2 separate regions of the Homo sapiens genome follow, and region 1 is linked to region 2. Evidence: chromatin loops called from intact Hi-C (ENCODE). Cell type or tissue: adrenal gland. All regions are shown on one strand.

Evidence for each region. Peaks named below come from ENCODE experiments on the same cell type or tissue, not always from the same donor. Only the 100,000 strongest peaks of a DNase experiment are listed, where the experiment ranks them.
Region 1: it touches region 2 in a loop (2.7-fold over the local background); 63 of 110 quality-filtered maps call a loop at or near these places.

What each region holds. Positions count from the first base shown.
Region 1 is chr4:25,362,307-25,370,306 of GRCh38, reverse strand. ZCCHC4 (zinc finger CCHC-type containing 4) reads right to left here. Exons shown (of 13, transcript NM_024936.3): 11 at 5,802-5,853; 12 at 5,141-5,285; 13 at 1-1,278. The coding sequence ends at 1,143. Among named protein-coding and RNA genes, the nearest start is that of ANAPC4, 11 kb to the left of the region's middle. In adrenal gland, a CTCF peak has its summit at 3,087 (motif pointing right); no DNase peak of the experiment used is centred here; H3K27ac peaks cover 1,797 bases.
Region 2 is chr4:25,176,378-25,184,377 of GRCh38, reverse strand. The region is part of intron 1 of SEPSECS-DT (SEPSECS divergent transcript); the gene reads right to left. Among named protein-coding and RNA genes, the nearest start is that of SEPSECS-DT, 20 kb to the right of the region's middle. RefSeq lists an enhancer at 3,543-3,612. In adrenal gland, a CTCF peak has its summit at 3,661 (motif pointing left); no DNase peak of the experiment used is centred here.

The DNA of each region.
Region 1 (8,000 bases), 190 kb before region 2:
TGAAGAAACCGGGGCTTTTAGAGAGTGACCTGGCCAAGATCATACAGCCAGGAAATATTAAGGGTAGGAATGAGGAGTTTAGTTTGGGCGTTTAATTACCAAACTATCCTGGCTTCTGCTACGAACTACTTTTACAAAGACAGAATCTTACTGCATAGGTTAAACGACACTGGAATGACAGAGCAAGTCGTAGTTCTAAACATCTCACTCATTCAACAAGCATTTAAGTGATTCTAGACCGTCAGAGGACAACTGCAAAAAGTACTTGAAGAATAAATATTTAATAATAATGTAATTATAATTATAATCTGTATATCTAAACAGTGCCTTTGTAAAAACCCTTTCCATCATCTTCAAATTCAGTCTAAAAATAATTGTACGCTATACTTTTCAAGTGGGGTTTAAACTATTGTTTCATATTTAACATAAAATATTTTCCTATTTAAATTAACATACTTTTATGTTCACGGTAAACAAACTGCATAGGTTTTCACTTTCATTTTCTTCTGACATCTTCTGCAAAAGAATGGTCTGCCCATTTTTTGGATAAAAAGGCTAGAATAATGTGACCGGAGCTGGGTGAGGTGGCTCATGCCTGTAATCCCAGCACTTTGGGAGGCCAAGGCAGGCAAATCACTTGAGGCCAGGAGTTCGAGACCAGCCTGGCCAACATGGTGAAACCCCGTCTCTACTAAAAATACAAAAATTAGCCAGTCGTGGTGGCATGTGCCTATAATTCCAGCTACTCAGGAGGCTAAGGCAGGAGAATTGCTTGAACCCGGGAGGCAGAGGTTGCAGTGAGCTGAGGTTGTGCCATTGCACTCTAGCCTGGGAGACAGAGCAAGACTCCATCTCAAAAAAAATGAAAACATAAAAATAGAACAATGTGACTGGGAGAGACTTAAAGTGAGGAAAAATGAATGCTGAAAGAACTAGTAAACTGGCTGAAGATGGAACAACTCCCCATGTCTCCAGAGAGGCAGATAAGGGACTGTAAACCAGCAAATGCCACCTGCCTGTTATCTAGCTCAGAAAGGTGCACACCTCTGGAAGCAGCTGAATTTAAGTCCAGTGTGGCACTTTCAGAAAATGGCATCAAAGGTTGGACCATAAATCTTTCTTATTCTCCAGTCACTGGACATTTAAGAGCCAAGATATTGATGGGCTCTTTCCCTCCTTTTCTTTCTCCTTGTAGCAGATGTATGATTCATGGATTGTCCTTTCGTGGTCTCCATTTTCATCTTATTACTTTTTCTTTGCTTCTGCTTTCTGACAGCTCTGGAAAACAAGGTGCTAAATTATTTCACAGAATGAGCACAGTGAATTATGTAATTATGTTGAAGTTTAATTAACTAGCTAACCAAATAAGAAAATAGAAGAAGGGAAAGAATCTACTGTATTGCAAGCATAAATCCTCAGTCTCCTAACCATAACAACAAGGGAAGAGTCAGAGGCCTAACCAAGCAAAATGTTTGAGAAAAAAAAATTCTTTAAAAGATGGTTACTATGGATTTAGAACAAGCTGTCCGGGGCAAACACACCACAGAGGTAAATGCAAAGCTAGTGAGATTGGACTTTTTAAAAAAGTTTTTTGTACATCTGTATTGCTCAACTCAGCACTTCAATCTCCAAATCCTTGAATTCCGTTTTTTTTGGAGAGGAGCTGATACATGGGGCAGTCAGCAGAGACAGAAAAATGAAACAGCACAATGGAAAAAACCGAGAAGCCTTGAAAGGGCCTGTTTCCTAAGTCGTACAGATTTTCCTTTCCTCAGCGGATCTAAAAGTCCTGACAAGTGCCACGCAGGGTTATCAGCATTTTGTGGTCCTTATCTTGAAGATTAGCTTCAAAATAAACAAGCTGGAACTCACCCTCTGAAAACACTGAACCACACCAGACAAAACAGATTCTTTGTTTCTGGTGTTCTCCACACTAAGTTACAGGCGACCTGCAGCTGAGAAAATGACTGGCCCATCCATTCACTTCTCCAAGCTAGCAGAATCATGCCATGACACTCAACATATTGAGAACCAAGGAAGGGGCCAGAGCTACAACAATGCCAAACCAGGACTCCTCCCCTGATTACCCAGCAATATCAATTGTTAGGTTCACCTCTCATAAGCTTCTCCATAGGAAAAGCTTATTCTTGATCTTGTCAGGAATAAACCTGGGAAAAGAGCTTCATAAACAATGTATCCCCTAATGGGTTCAATTTATGCCTCACTTTTTGTTTACTCAGCATATGTTACCTGTTGAGAAAACAAAAATGAATGGGCATAATCTTTGACTTCAAGGAGCTGGGAGACAGAGATAAGGGGGATAGTCACCCCCTCTCTATCCCTACTTTTTTAGGTGAAAATGCTATGAAATCAATGAACACCCCATGAGGAACTTGCAGAACCAGCTTGATTCCAGGATCTGTGCTCTACTATATACTCTACTTTAAATTATTTATATATGCAAACTGCTAACCATATAATAATCACTCAATAAGTATTAGCTATTATTAGTTCCACATGACTATTATGCAGAATTTTGCTTGACAACTTTAAATTTTTTCATATTTAGATTTTGCACTATGGACTAGGGATACCTTATCAGTTCAAAATAGAACAGTCTACAGAAGGAGTAGGATTGAAAACTAAAACCAAAAAAGTCATCTTTACAGTATTATACTGATTCATGCATACTATATAAATCTATTTCCCCACTTTTTTAAAGTAGGATAATTTCTTGATAAGTGATGATTTAGCAAACTTAATGAAATATAGTATAATCTCTAATGGCAAAGTCAATGAAGCCATGTGTGCCTGTACACAAAATTTAAGTTTCTCTTTGGCTCATCCACTTATAAGCAGGACTAAAAATGAATGAACTTTCACTAGGGGATACGGTAAACAGAAACAGGAGGAAAATATTTGAAAATATTCATTTGTAATATGAATACACAAAACTTTCCAGAGATAAAGTTTTTGAATGATGATGAACTGACTATAAGTCAGTTTTATTTTGTCTTAAAATTAAATTGACCTAGTATTTGTCCTTTAAATTATAGGTATTTATGTAACTGATAAAATGAGCTTTAACCACAAGAGGGAGCCAGCATCATTCCAGTTAGCAACTAAAGAAAAATTAACACCAAGGAAAAACAAATTAATATAAGATAGCTGTAAAATGCATGAGCTGGAAAGACCTTTTATGTCACGTATGCTAAAAAGGCTGTTATTTTTCACTATTGTAAAGAAAAAAATAATTTTGCTTTGTCAATTTCACTATATATATTTTTTGAAAGCAGTAACTATTAACAGGAGTTTAGGTGTCTTCTCTGAGAAAAAAAGTAATATTATTTAAGAATTATCAGGCATCCACATCTCACAGGATTTGCTCTTGGAATTAAACCTGATAAGATCTAGTCCTGAAAGATACTAGATGATTTCCCCTAATGAAATAGTATATTAGTGCCAAACACACTAGCTGAGGCTATTTAGGAAGCAATGAAGGGCCTACAATAGAGTATCAAAATGCAAATTGTTTCCATGTAAGTTCACAGAATTAAAGGCTGAGCACGTTACTGACTACCACACAGAATCACACTGACAATGGTACAGCAATCCCAGACTAATATGATTATGAAGTTGTATTCAATTTTTGAAGGTTTATTCTAAGGAAAATATTTTATAAGATTCTTCAGGCTGGGCGTGGTGGCTCACGCCTGTAATCCCAGCACTTGGGGAGGCCAAGGCAGGCAGATCACGAGGTCAGGAGATCAAGACCATCCTGGCTAACACGGCGAAACCCCGTCTCTACTAAAAAATACAAAAAGTAAGCCGGGCATGGTGGCAGGCGCCTGTAGTCCCAGCTACTAGGGAGGCTGAGGCAGGAGAATGGCATGAACCCGGGAGGCGGAGCTTACAGTGAGCCGAGATCAGGCCACTGCACTCCAGCCTGGGCGACAGAGCAAGACTCTGTCTTTAAAAAAAAAAAAAAAAAAAAAAGATTCTTCAATAAGCTTCTTTAAGTTTTTAAAACTCTACTTTATCCTGGATTACTCAGTGGAAATAATTATTTAAAGTAGAGTAAATGTAGGAACGAGGCAGTTGTAATAGTAGCCAGAATTCAAGTGGCTAGACCACAATGGAAAAAAAAATTTTCACTGACCACAAATAAATAAAACACATGGGAAAGAATTCTAATATTACCATAAATAATTATTAAACTATCAGATATTTCTAACACAAATCAATTTTTTTAAATTACAAGTCATAGTCACATGGTAGCCCAATCTGAATTTTCATATAATGTCATATAATTTCATATAATGTCAAATTTAGCTGTCTGGTAATCTCCAATTAATAACTGTGTAACATTAGTTTTCTTAGCAATAAAGGAAGAGGACTTAATCACTATCATCCCTTTTAGTTAGGAAAAAAGTATAATCATTCAAATTAGCTCGGTTAAAATAGCAATGTTTTTCTCTTTTTGTTTTGTTTTGGGGATAACTATTCCAGAAGCAGTGCCTCTTCTAAATAAGCTATTGTCATAGGTATCCCCATACTCTGAGTTGTAATCCATAGCTCCAATCAAATATTGGTGAGAGATGTGAAAATAATCACAGGAAAAAAAGTAATAAAAATTTCAAATATTTAAGCATTAAGCATGTCTAAATATTTTTCTTAAAATTTGATACAAAGAAATAGCTTTCTCACAATTTTCCTACTGTGGAATTACTTGCTATTCAATCTGAAATGCCTTCTCCAGCCTTTCCTGCCATCATGTGTCTATATCTGATCTGTCCCTCAAAGCCTGACGTAAATATCATGTCCTTCAATAAAGCATGAACTGTCACCCCCTATAACTTTACACATGAGACGTAAAGCCAAGGAGAGGTAAAATTAACCACTTTCTACCTCATATTTTGGTTATTTTCATCTCTAAGCTGTAGAACTGTAAGCTCTTTGAAAGCAAGCTCTTTGAATCATCTTCCTCTCCTCCCTCCATCCATCTATGCAGCCAGTACTTAATAGTGAAAGTGACAATTAACTTGGCACTTCAAGATCCTCTGAATGTTGCATGCTTTTGTGGATTATCCTGTATAAAACACAGATGGAATACATTTTTCTAGTAAAGTATTCGACTGACTTGTTAGCTCTCTTAGATGTAGCAATGTTAGGACAAGTACTGCGTTTATGATCCAGTTCACCACAAATAAAGCAGCCATGTTTGGGGCCCTCACAAGAATGATCTGGAACAGCACAGTGATTGCAGATGCTACAGTGGATCCAGGCTGTAAAATAAAAATTAAGTTTTAAAGGAAGTTCATGTAACGTAATTTTTCATCTTATTAACTTTTAAGGTAGGATATACGAACAGTGTTTACTTGAAGTATTGTGGCCAGTTTGCACAGCTAGTTTTAGTTTGGCTAAAGAGACCAGGGAGAAGAGGTTGGAATTCCACATAAACTAGCTAACTTCTTTCTGTTACATGCAACAAATTCAGCCCTTCTCCAATGAGTTATGAGCTGACAGCTACTGTTACAATGGAGGCTGGCTGAGTGACACAATGCCTTATTAAAATAAGTCAAACCAAACGCCACACTGAAACAGGTTAGCAATCATCTCTCATGCAAGGCGGAACATGGCAGAACATACATGCTGATAACTATAAAATTAAAAAGCAAATAAATTACAAGTCTCTACACTGATTATTTTTTCGTTTATAAATCCAATGAAAAATCTATTTAGATGGAGAAAAACTCTAAAATATGTTCATAGGATCTCAAACACTAAGTCTCAATACTTACAAGGCTTTACACACTTTTTACAGAGAAAGCAATGGTTCCATTTCCTGCCATCCTACCAAAAAAAAAAACAATTTTTAAATTATAATTAATTTGTTATTAAAAATCAAGTTCTACAATTAAAAATTAAAATGTCTTATTAAAATCTGTGTAAATTATTCACTCCTTATTTCTGCCTTTTCTGGGCTTCACAATTAGATACTTTGATTTTAATTTATGCATTTCTCCACTCAACTCAAATGCCTCCTTGATGGGCCTCAATTTCCTTAACTGTAAAACTAGGAGATTTATCTAAATGATCTTGAAAATCCACTCCAGTTCAAGCAACCCAATCTGCACAAAGAAGGACTCAAATGAAAATTTCAAGAGAATTAATGATTCATAATTTTGTGTGTCTATACTGCATAATCCTTAATGAAATTCATATTTGAGAACTTTACATAATTTAGAAAGATAGATTACAGGTTACTGTTTGATTAATTTTAAAACTATGAAATAAAAATATCTAGAAAAGTGCATAAAATATATCCAATTTAATGAGTATTGTAAAGCAAACACGGATAAAACCCACCAGGTCAAGAAAAAATACCACCAGCCCTCTGGAAACTGCCCCATGCTCCTACTAAGTCACAGCATCCCTCCCTTCCCCTCCAAATAACACCTCTTTAGTTTGTGTGACTGTCATTTCCTAGCTCTTGCTTCCTTTTACCACCTTTGTGTGCATCTCTAAATAATAAGTCCATTTTCCTCAACTTTAAACTATACAGTCTGGGCATAATTGTTTTAAAATGAAGAATACACATCATGTCTCAACTAATAAAAACTAAATATAAACGATCAGATGTATTAACATTGTTAAAAACAAGTATAACCAGTAATACCATTATATAATCAAGAAAAATGTGCTTTCTAATGTTTATATAAATGTAGCCTCTTCTTTGGAGAATAATTTGTGTTTATGAGCCAAACTAAACTTCACAGGCCCTTTCTGACCAGATTTAGTTAAAATAAACAAAACAAGGGTCACCCGCCTTCCTAAAAAATTTGGTGATTTATAATTGCCAAAACTTGGAAACAACCAAGATGTCCTTCAGTAGGTGAATGAGTAAACAAGTTGTGGTACATCAAAGGAATATCATTCAGAGCTAACATAAAATGAGCTATCAAACCATGAAAAGACATGAAGGAACCTTTAATGCCTATTACTAAGTGAAAGAAGCCAATCTGAAAGGCTATATACTATATGATTCCAACTGTGTGATATTCTGGAAAAGGAAAAACTATAGAGACAGTAAAAAGATAGTAGTAGCCAGAGACACCCTTCAGGAAGAAGGATGAATAGGTGGAACACAAAAGATTTTTAGTGAAAACAGTGAAACCACTCTGTATGACACTGTAATGGTGAAAACATGTCATTATACATTTTTCAAACCCATAGAATGTAAAACACCAAGAGTGAACCTAATGTCAACTATGGGCTCAGGGTGTTAATGATGTGTCAACGCAGGCCCATCAGTTGTAACAAATGCACCCCTCTGGTGGAAGATGCTGCTAGTTGGGGAGAATGTGCATGTGTCGGGGCAGGGGACATAGGGGGAATCTCTGTACCTTCTGCTCAATTTTGCTGTGAACCTAAAACTGCTTTAAAGAACCAAGTCTATTAAGAAAAAATAATACCTAAATAAATAAATAAATAGGAGGATGTCCCTTTGCAGTCCTTCATCTGTAAAAAATCAATGAGTAACTGCACCTAATAAGGCTGTTGTGAGGATTAAATGAGTTAATCCATGTAAAGCTCTTAGGAAAGTGTCTGGCATATTAAAAGTGCACAGTACATGTTATTAATTATTTCATCAGAATGATGATGGTACCCAATACGTCAATGCCTTATTTGAAACACCATAATTTTGTCCTCAACATACACATAATTGAGCATTCATTTAATGCCTTATTTGAGACGCTGATAATTTTAGCAGTCACACAGTACCATTTGAAAATGAGTTCGTGATAATGAAGGCAGTTAAGTATTTTTAAAAGCCTGTTGTACTCTATAATTTAAAATATTGTATTATAGCATAATTAATAAATGATAATACATATTAATACAAATCCTATTAACAAAATAACATTGAAAAAGTAATAAAACTAGTAAACTAAAATAAAATGAATATATCTAAATAAAAATACATTCTATAAGAACAC
Region 2 (8,000 bases):
ATGATCTTCATTTTGAAGATGATTAAACCGGCTGAGAAAACATAAATAACTTGCCCAAGGAAACAGCTGGTAAGTGGTAAGTGGTATTCCAAATTAGTTCCAAGTTCAAAGCTCACATCATATTTACCACATTCCTTTGATTTTGAGACAGCATCTTACTCTGTCACCCAGGCTAGAGTGCGGTGTGTCATCATAGCTCACTGCAGCCTCAACTGCCTGGGCTCAAGCGATCCTCCCACCTCCACCTCTGGAGTATCTGGGACTACAGGCATGCACCACGACACCTGGCTAATGCCTTTGACCTCTTCATTGGGCCTGACATTCGTGTTAACACGGTCCTTTGGAGTCATCTGGACGTGTTGTGACTAGCACTTAGAGATAACCCTCATTTTCAGCCTGTTTGAAACATTGTTTTCCTGGTGCATCTTCTACCACTATCACGATGCTCTGTCAGCAGTCTGCAAATAAGCCTCGCGTATTTTCCCCGCACCTTAGTCTTCTCCCTTTGGTCACACTCCCCTCTGCTATCCATCCATGATTCACACCCAGGGAAGTACAGCCCTCCAGGGAGGGGGTATTTTGGACCTGCTGCACTTAGTGGACAGGGTTCAGGGATTCTGAACATCATACCGTGCAAGCAGCAGACCCACAAAAGGAGTCCTTCAGCCTAGTAGGCCAATAGTACACCTCCCCCCAATCCCCCCATGTTTGGCTAAATCCTAACTGTCTTTAGGGACCCATTTTCCTCTGTGAGGCTTTCTCTGCCCAGCGAGGCTCCAAGTCATCTCTGCCTCTTGAATGACTATCTGCTAACACCATCTCTGCTGCTCCTATAGAGATTTCAGTCCTATGTTCCCTGGTTTCCTTCTCTTCTGGGTGCCTTCCTGTTGAAACACATTGAATGCACTCTGGCTTCAGAAAGCAAGTCTGCTACTCCCCTATCTAGCACTTCATGAGCACAATGCTTCATTTGCTCAGTCATTCAGTCAAAAAATGATTTAAAAAGGCCTCAATCAGTAGAGCTGTAGGAATTTATTCAGGGGTTGTAGGCAGAGAGACGTGAACAGTGGCCTTTCTACAGAATGAGTATAAATATGTACGCTATTGATGCCTGTGAGAGACCTGGGGGCAGGGACAGATGCAGGGGAAGGCTTCAGCCATGGCTGACCCTTGCCTAGAACTCAAGGCAGCAACAGAGATATGAGAGAGCCGAAACCACCTGTCAGCACTCAATTCTGCACTGGCAGTCCCTGTGATTCATGCACCAGGCCATTAATTCAGTAAGAAGCCGCTCAATGGGCAGATGAACAAAAACAGGAGGCCCTTCTGAGAGTCATAAATTCACTCTCCTAACAGCTTTATATACTTGAAAGTGAAGGGTATTCCAGGAGCATGTGAAAACGACTCAGAGACTCAGTTTCTAACAGAAAACCAGGAAATTCTATTCTACTGCTAACAAATTGAGGACTTACTTTGTCAAGGTGGCTAGGTTGGTACAGAGATGAAAAGCCAGGGCTTAATCTTTCAGGAGTTCAAAAACTGGTAAGAGTTCTCCCATTCTACTTTTTCCTCCTTCACCTCCATATCTAATCCTAAGAACTATTCCCTTAATACCCTTGTATTAGTCCGTTTTCACACTGCTATAAAGAACTTTCCGAGACTGGGTAATTTATAAAGGAAAGAGCTTTAATTGACTCACAGTTTCCTATGGCTGGGGAGGCCTCAGGAAACTTACAATCATGGCAGAAGGGGAAGTAGGCACATCTTACATGGCAACTGGCGAGAGAGGGTGTGTCAGTGCAGGAGAAACTACCATTTATAAAACCATCAGACCTCATGAGAATCCACTCACTATCACAAGCACAGCACGGGGGAAACCCCCCCCCCCCCATAATCCACTCACTACCCACCAGATCTCCCCCTAAACACCCGGGGATTACAATTCAAGATGGGATTTGGGTGAGGACACAAAACCTAACCATATCAACCCTCTCCAGACTCTCTCCTCTTCTTCACCCCTCTGCAGCTGCCAGGCTTTCCTAATGTCTGCATGGATGGTCTCAACACTCCTTACCTGGTTTCTCTCACTACCCCTGCCACATATTCTGTTTCACCATCACACACCGGCAGATTCATGTTTCCAAAAAAGCAATCTGATCCTATCACTCAGTAACTGATATAAAGCCCTTTACTGATGCTCTGTTGTTTTAAGGAGAAAATTCAAACCCCTTACCAAAGCCCTTCCCCTTCATGGCTCTGTTTGCCTATCCGGCCTTTCCTCAATTTAAGTCTCCAGTCCAGACAAAGTGACTCTCTGGCTGGTTCCCAGACATCTCTGCTCCTGCTGCTGCTTCCTCCCACCATGTGTCCCAGTCCCTACTTCTGCTAACTGTGCTTTCAAGATGCAGCCTGGGCGCTATCTCCTCCTCTTCCCACTCTTGGCCCTGAGTGAAGGTTGCCTCCTACGTGTGCTTCCACCACCCCTACCCATTCTCACTTGTCACATGCACCATATTTGACTCCTTGCTCTTCTCTCCTAGGTGACTTTGATTTTTTCAACTGAACTTCAAGAACTAGATCTGATTCATTGTTGACTGCTCAGCATCTAGTAGAGCACCTGGCACCTGCTAGGTACATTATAAGTGTTTGCTGAATGTATTTGAATGAGTGCCTATGCAAGGTCATAATAAATAAGACAAGAATGGCTTATTCAGAGATGACTGTAATGCACATTTATCTCTCCATGGTCCCTGGGTTGCTTCTAATACTGCGCTTGGAAAAGTTGTGATGGATAATTGAATGCCTCATTGTTCTTGAATGATGTATGGGAGTGGTATGATCTTAGAAAAGAGACAAGGTTTGTTATCTTTGGGGAAATCAAAATACACATCTCCAATATAATTCTGTCTCACAAATGATACAAACATTCATGTTCAAAGTAATATACACATCAAAGACCTATAATGTTGTAGGTTGAATACTTTGGTTAAGTACTTGAGTTTAAAACATCATGTTTATCTTATTATTTTTTTAAAATGTTTTTACTTTTCTTTTTTTTAAACAGAGATGGGGTTTCACCATGTTGGCCAGGCTGGTCTTGAACTCCTGGCCTGGGATCTGCCTGCCTTGGCTTCCCAAAGTGCTGGGATTACAGGTGTGAGTCAGTATGCCTGACTGAAACATCATGATTTTATTAAGCGAACTGCCTTGATTTTGAAACAGTTTTACTTATTTGGTGGCTGCAGACATCTTTTGGTATGTGGCTGCCACTCTCTATCTTTGTCTTCACATGACCTTCTCCTCTTCTGCTCTCATAAGGATACGCCATTGGATTTAGGTAATGACCTAGGTAATCCAGAATGATCTCATCTTGTGATACTTAATTACATCCACAAAGACTCTTTTTTCAAATAGAGTCACATTCATAGGCTCTAGAGATTAGGGGTGACCATATTTTTGTGGGGGAGGGGTAGCACAATTCACTCCGTTATCAAAAATACATTTATAAAAGCCATTGGGATGCAATTCCAGGAGTTTTCAATGATCATTTTATCTTACTTATAAATTACTATTTTGAAGTGCTCCAGAGGGGTCTTACTTCCTCAATTTGGAAGGGGCTGCTACTGGATGAGCATTGAGTATTAATACTGCATGGGGACGCCACCTACTGGTTGCTAAGATTCACAACTGGTAGACCTTGGAGGTCACACTGAGAGTAGAATAACATGTATGAGCACAGTTAATAAACTTGATTACATGAAACCACATTTATTATTAGCACATTGAAAATATAGAATGGCTATTCAAATACAGCTCCCTTCCCTCTCTGAGCCTCAGTTTCTTTACCTGCAAAGGTGAAGATTTCCTCACTCATTCCTTCATTTATTAAAACACAATTATTTGGGCATCCATCAGGTGATAGTGGCTGGGGCTGCAATAAGCCTCTTACAGATTATTCCTTTTCATAGGTTTGTTGTATGGATTAAATGTAATAATTCAAATAAAGGGTCTGGTGCAGTAATTATTGTTAACCTTAAATTATATTTGATCCAAATATCTAATTAGAGTGGCCTGCCTTGACACTGGGTCTTACTTGTTGAAGATCTCTAGCTCTATTGTTTTTTCTTTTTTAAAAAACTAAAAACAAATTTTTTTTAGAGACGAAGGCTCACTATATTGCCTAGGCTGTACTTGAACTCCTGGGCACAAGGGATCTTCCTGTCTCAGACTCCCAAGCAGCTGAGACTATAGGTTTCAGCTTTTTCTTTTCTTTTTTTTTTTTTTTGAATACTTGTTAGCTCTTACTCTCTTCTCTTCCCTCTGGCCTGCAGAAGTTACACAGCACCTCATCTAGTTCAGTTAACTCTTTGGATGTGAACCAATTATCGAGTACCATGAATTTCAAAGCAAAAGGAGAGAATGGGTCTGGTAATAACCTTTCCTTTTCCTCCTTCCACCCCATTCTAAATTCCCCTTAGTTAGTGCCATCTAGAAGAGGCCCTTCAATCTGTCAACACTATTTAATATCTTTTACACATTGGATAATATACTAAATGTTGAATATACAAAAACAATGAACTCTAGTCCTTGAGGCGAAGGTCTTCCAAATGCAAGTCCTAAAAATGGACCAGGCAGAACTCAGTGTCTCCAAGAGTGCAAGAAGGATGTTTTTCATTGAATGGTTGAAGCAGTGTTTGGAGAAACACAGATCTCATGATTTTTATAAATTCAAATGCAACACAGAGTCACATGGGCATAGAATTTTCCTGGATGTCTGAATAATCTGCCAACCAGCTTTTTGCCTCCTTCTGTGTTTTTACTTCACCTGGATATCTCCTAACATCCTGAGACGGAAATGTTTCTAAGCTATAAAGAATGTCTTGGAATGTCTTTTTCAAAAGTACATTTTTCAACATTCAAGGAATTTCAAGAAATGTACTATTTGCCTAAGGGTAGATGATTTAAAAGGTCTCTTTTGTGATGCCTTCAAATAAGTTGGTGATTGGAAAGCTGATACATGAGTAGAAGGCATTATTATTCTACATTGATGTTTCAGAGGAGGAAGGCAGTTAGGGGAATATTTTCCTCCCTAACATTTTATCCCTGCTGAAATAAGTCAAAATGCCCAATGTTCTTTGTATTCAAAGGTGACACAGGTACCAGCATGACTGTCAGCTGCTGTCAATCCTTGGCTTTTGGAAGCAATGTCACGGCGCTTTAACTTGCTTTTCAGTTTGCTCAGCATGTCTTTGAAGCATCACCTTTACTCATCTCTTCCAAGGCTCACTGTTAACCACATTGCACTATTTCAGCAGGAAATCAGCTAAATACTTAAAAGCTAGTGGGCCAGCCTCCTTCTTGTTGTGATATAAGCCTGTTTTTCAAAGAGCAGTCCTCAGAGAGACAGCGTCAACATGCCCTGGGTGCATGTGACACTGCAGATTCCTGGACCTTGTCCCCAGACCAACAGATTCAGAAACTCTGGGAAAAGATCAGGAAATGTGCATTTTAAACAAATGCCCCTGGTGATTCCTCTGCAATGATGGTTAAGACCTTTGAGTTGAGGGCTTTTGCAGTCACCAACTATAGTTTTGTTGAGCCTGTGTATTCATTTACACATGGGGACATCAACAGTCTGCAGAAGCCAGTTCCCAGAAATACACCTGAGTATCTGCACAAAAGGGAGGTCTGTTCACATGATTCAAATCTTCCCAGAAGACTCTCTGATCCTTACATATATTATGGCTTATATTTGGAAAATGTCCCGCTTGCAATCAAGTATACCTTTCTAAATGGCTACGTAGATCCTGAATAAAGAGAACACATCAAATTCAAAACGCTAACATATGTTGAAAGAAGAGGAGCTTGAGTAGTGAGAATAGAATTCTAACCTTCAACAGAAAGGGGGAGAATATCCTTAGGTTGGCTGATACACAGGCAAGAACTATTTCTGGTATATGTTGAGAAAATAAAAATAAGTACAACATGTTGAGCATCCTTTTTAAACAGGCAGACGCCCAGCCATGCCCAGGGCAGGTTACACTTCCTTTTCTGGCTGCCTAGATACAGTGCCACTGGCTCAGGGCTCCATTTCCATCTGCATTGATTCTACAACCACAGATAGCACTTCTGCCCGGTAATTAAAATTTTTTTTTTTTTTCTGAGACAGGGTCTTGCTCTGTCACCCAGGCTGGGGTGCAGTGGCGCGATGTCGGCCCACTGCAACCTCCATCTCCTAGGTTCAAGTGATTCTGCCGCCTCAGCCTTCCTAACAGGTGCCCACCAACACACCCAGCTAATTTTTTTGAATTTTTATTAGAGATGGGGTTTCGCCATACTGGCCAGGCTGGTCTCAAACTCCTGACCTCAGGTGATCCGCCCATCTTGTCCTCCCAAAGTACTGGGATTACAGGTGTGAGCCACTGCACCTGGCCAATGTTTTTTTTAACTTTTGATTTTTGAGAAATTTATAGTTTTGCAGGAAATTGCTATCTATATGTATTCCATATACCCTGCACCTAGCTGCCCCAATAGTAACATCTGGCACAACTACAGTACAGGAACAAAGCCAGGAAATTGCTTATTGGTACAATCTACAGAGTGTATTCAGATTTGATCATTTTTATATACTGTGTGTGTGTGTGTGTGTGTGTGTGCAGCTCTGTGCAATTGTATCACATGTATAGATTAATATAGCCACTACACAACTGAGCTACAGAATTGTTCCATTACCACAAGGCTCCCTTCACAGCCATACCTCGCCCCTTCCACCCATCCCTAACCCCAGCAATGGCTAATCTGTTCTTCATCTCTGTGATATTCCACAATTATTTTGAATAGCATTTTAAAGCCTTGAGGCAACTTCCAAACGTGTTGAGCTTCCTGCCTGGACTGTCCAAGTTGTCTCTCTCAAGGTACCAATACTGTTTTGTTAGTGTTCTAGTTACAAAGCTGCATAAATTTTTTAGTGGTCTGACTATAATCCTGATATTCCTGAAAGCAGTCTTTTTAATGTTCGCTTTTGCTGAGTGTGTGTTTTTCAGTAACATCTATTTTGCATCACTGCAGAAATATTTGTACAGTGGCTGAAACAACAGAGGTTCATTTATTTCACTCACAGAAGAGTCAAAGGAAGATGTTCTGTCTGGCAAGCATTTTTTTTTGCAGTATTCTTGTCATAAACTTTCAAACCAGCTGGGTGCAGTGGCTCACACCTGTAATCCCAGCACTTTAGGAGGCTGAAGCGGATGGATTGCTTGAGCTCAGGAGTTCAAGACCAGCCTGGGCAACATGACAAAACCCTGTCTCTACTAAAAATACAAAAAATTAGCCGGGCGTGGTGGCTTGCACCTATAGTCCCAGCTACTTGTGGGGCTGAGGCAGGAGGATGGCTTGAACCCAGGTGGTCGAGGCTTCAGTGAGCCAAGATGATGCCACTGCACTCCAGCCTGGTGACAAAGTGAGACCCTGTCTCAAAAACAAACAAAAAAACCCACAAAAATAAGACATAAACTTTCAAACATGTTCTTTGTTATCATCAACTTTAAACCTAAACCTAATATCACTTTTAAAAATTACACAGTACAATCTGTATTATTTCATTTTAACAGATTACCATCAGTCATCATTAAAGAGCATTTCCAAACCATTTAGATTTTAAGACATTTCTAGATGTGATGATGACTGCATTTTATAGAACGTGTCTGTCTCATTACCACCACCACACATGGCTTTCTCCATTCTTAGAGATTCCTTTTATGCAGAGGCTACTCTCCTGGCTCTCTCCAGCCCATCTCTTACTCCCGTCCTTTCCCCCAACCAGTCCTTTTTTCTTCCTTCTTTTTGGGGAAGGCAGGGTGAGACTGCCCTGGACCACAACTGATAATGGATAAATCTGGCTAATTCTGAATGCTATAGAGGAAGCTCATTTGGCAATGTCTCTTAGCCTTTAACAGTGATAAAGATGATATCTTGGCCTCTATCTGCGTTATCGTTTGTCT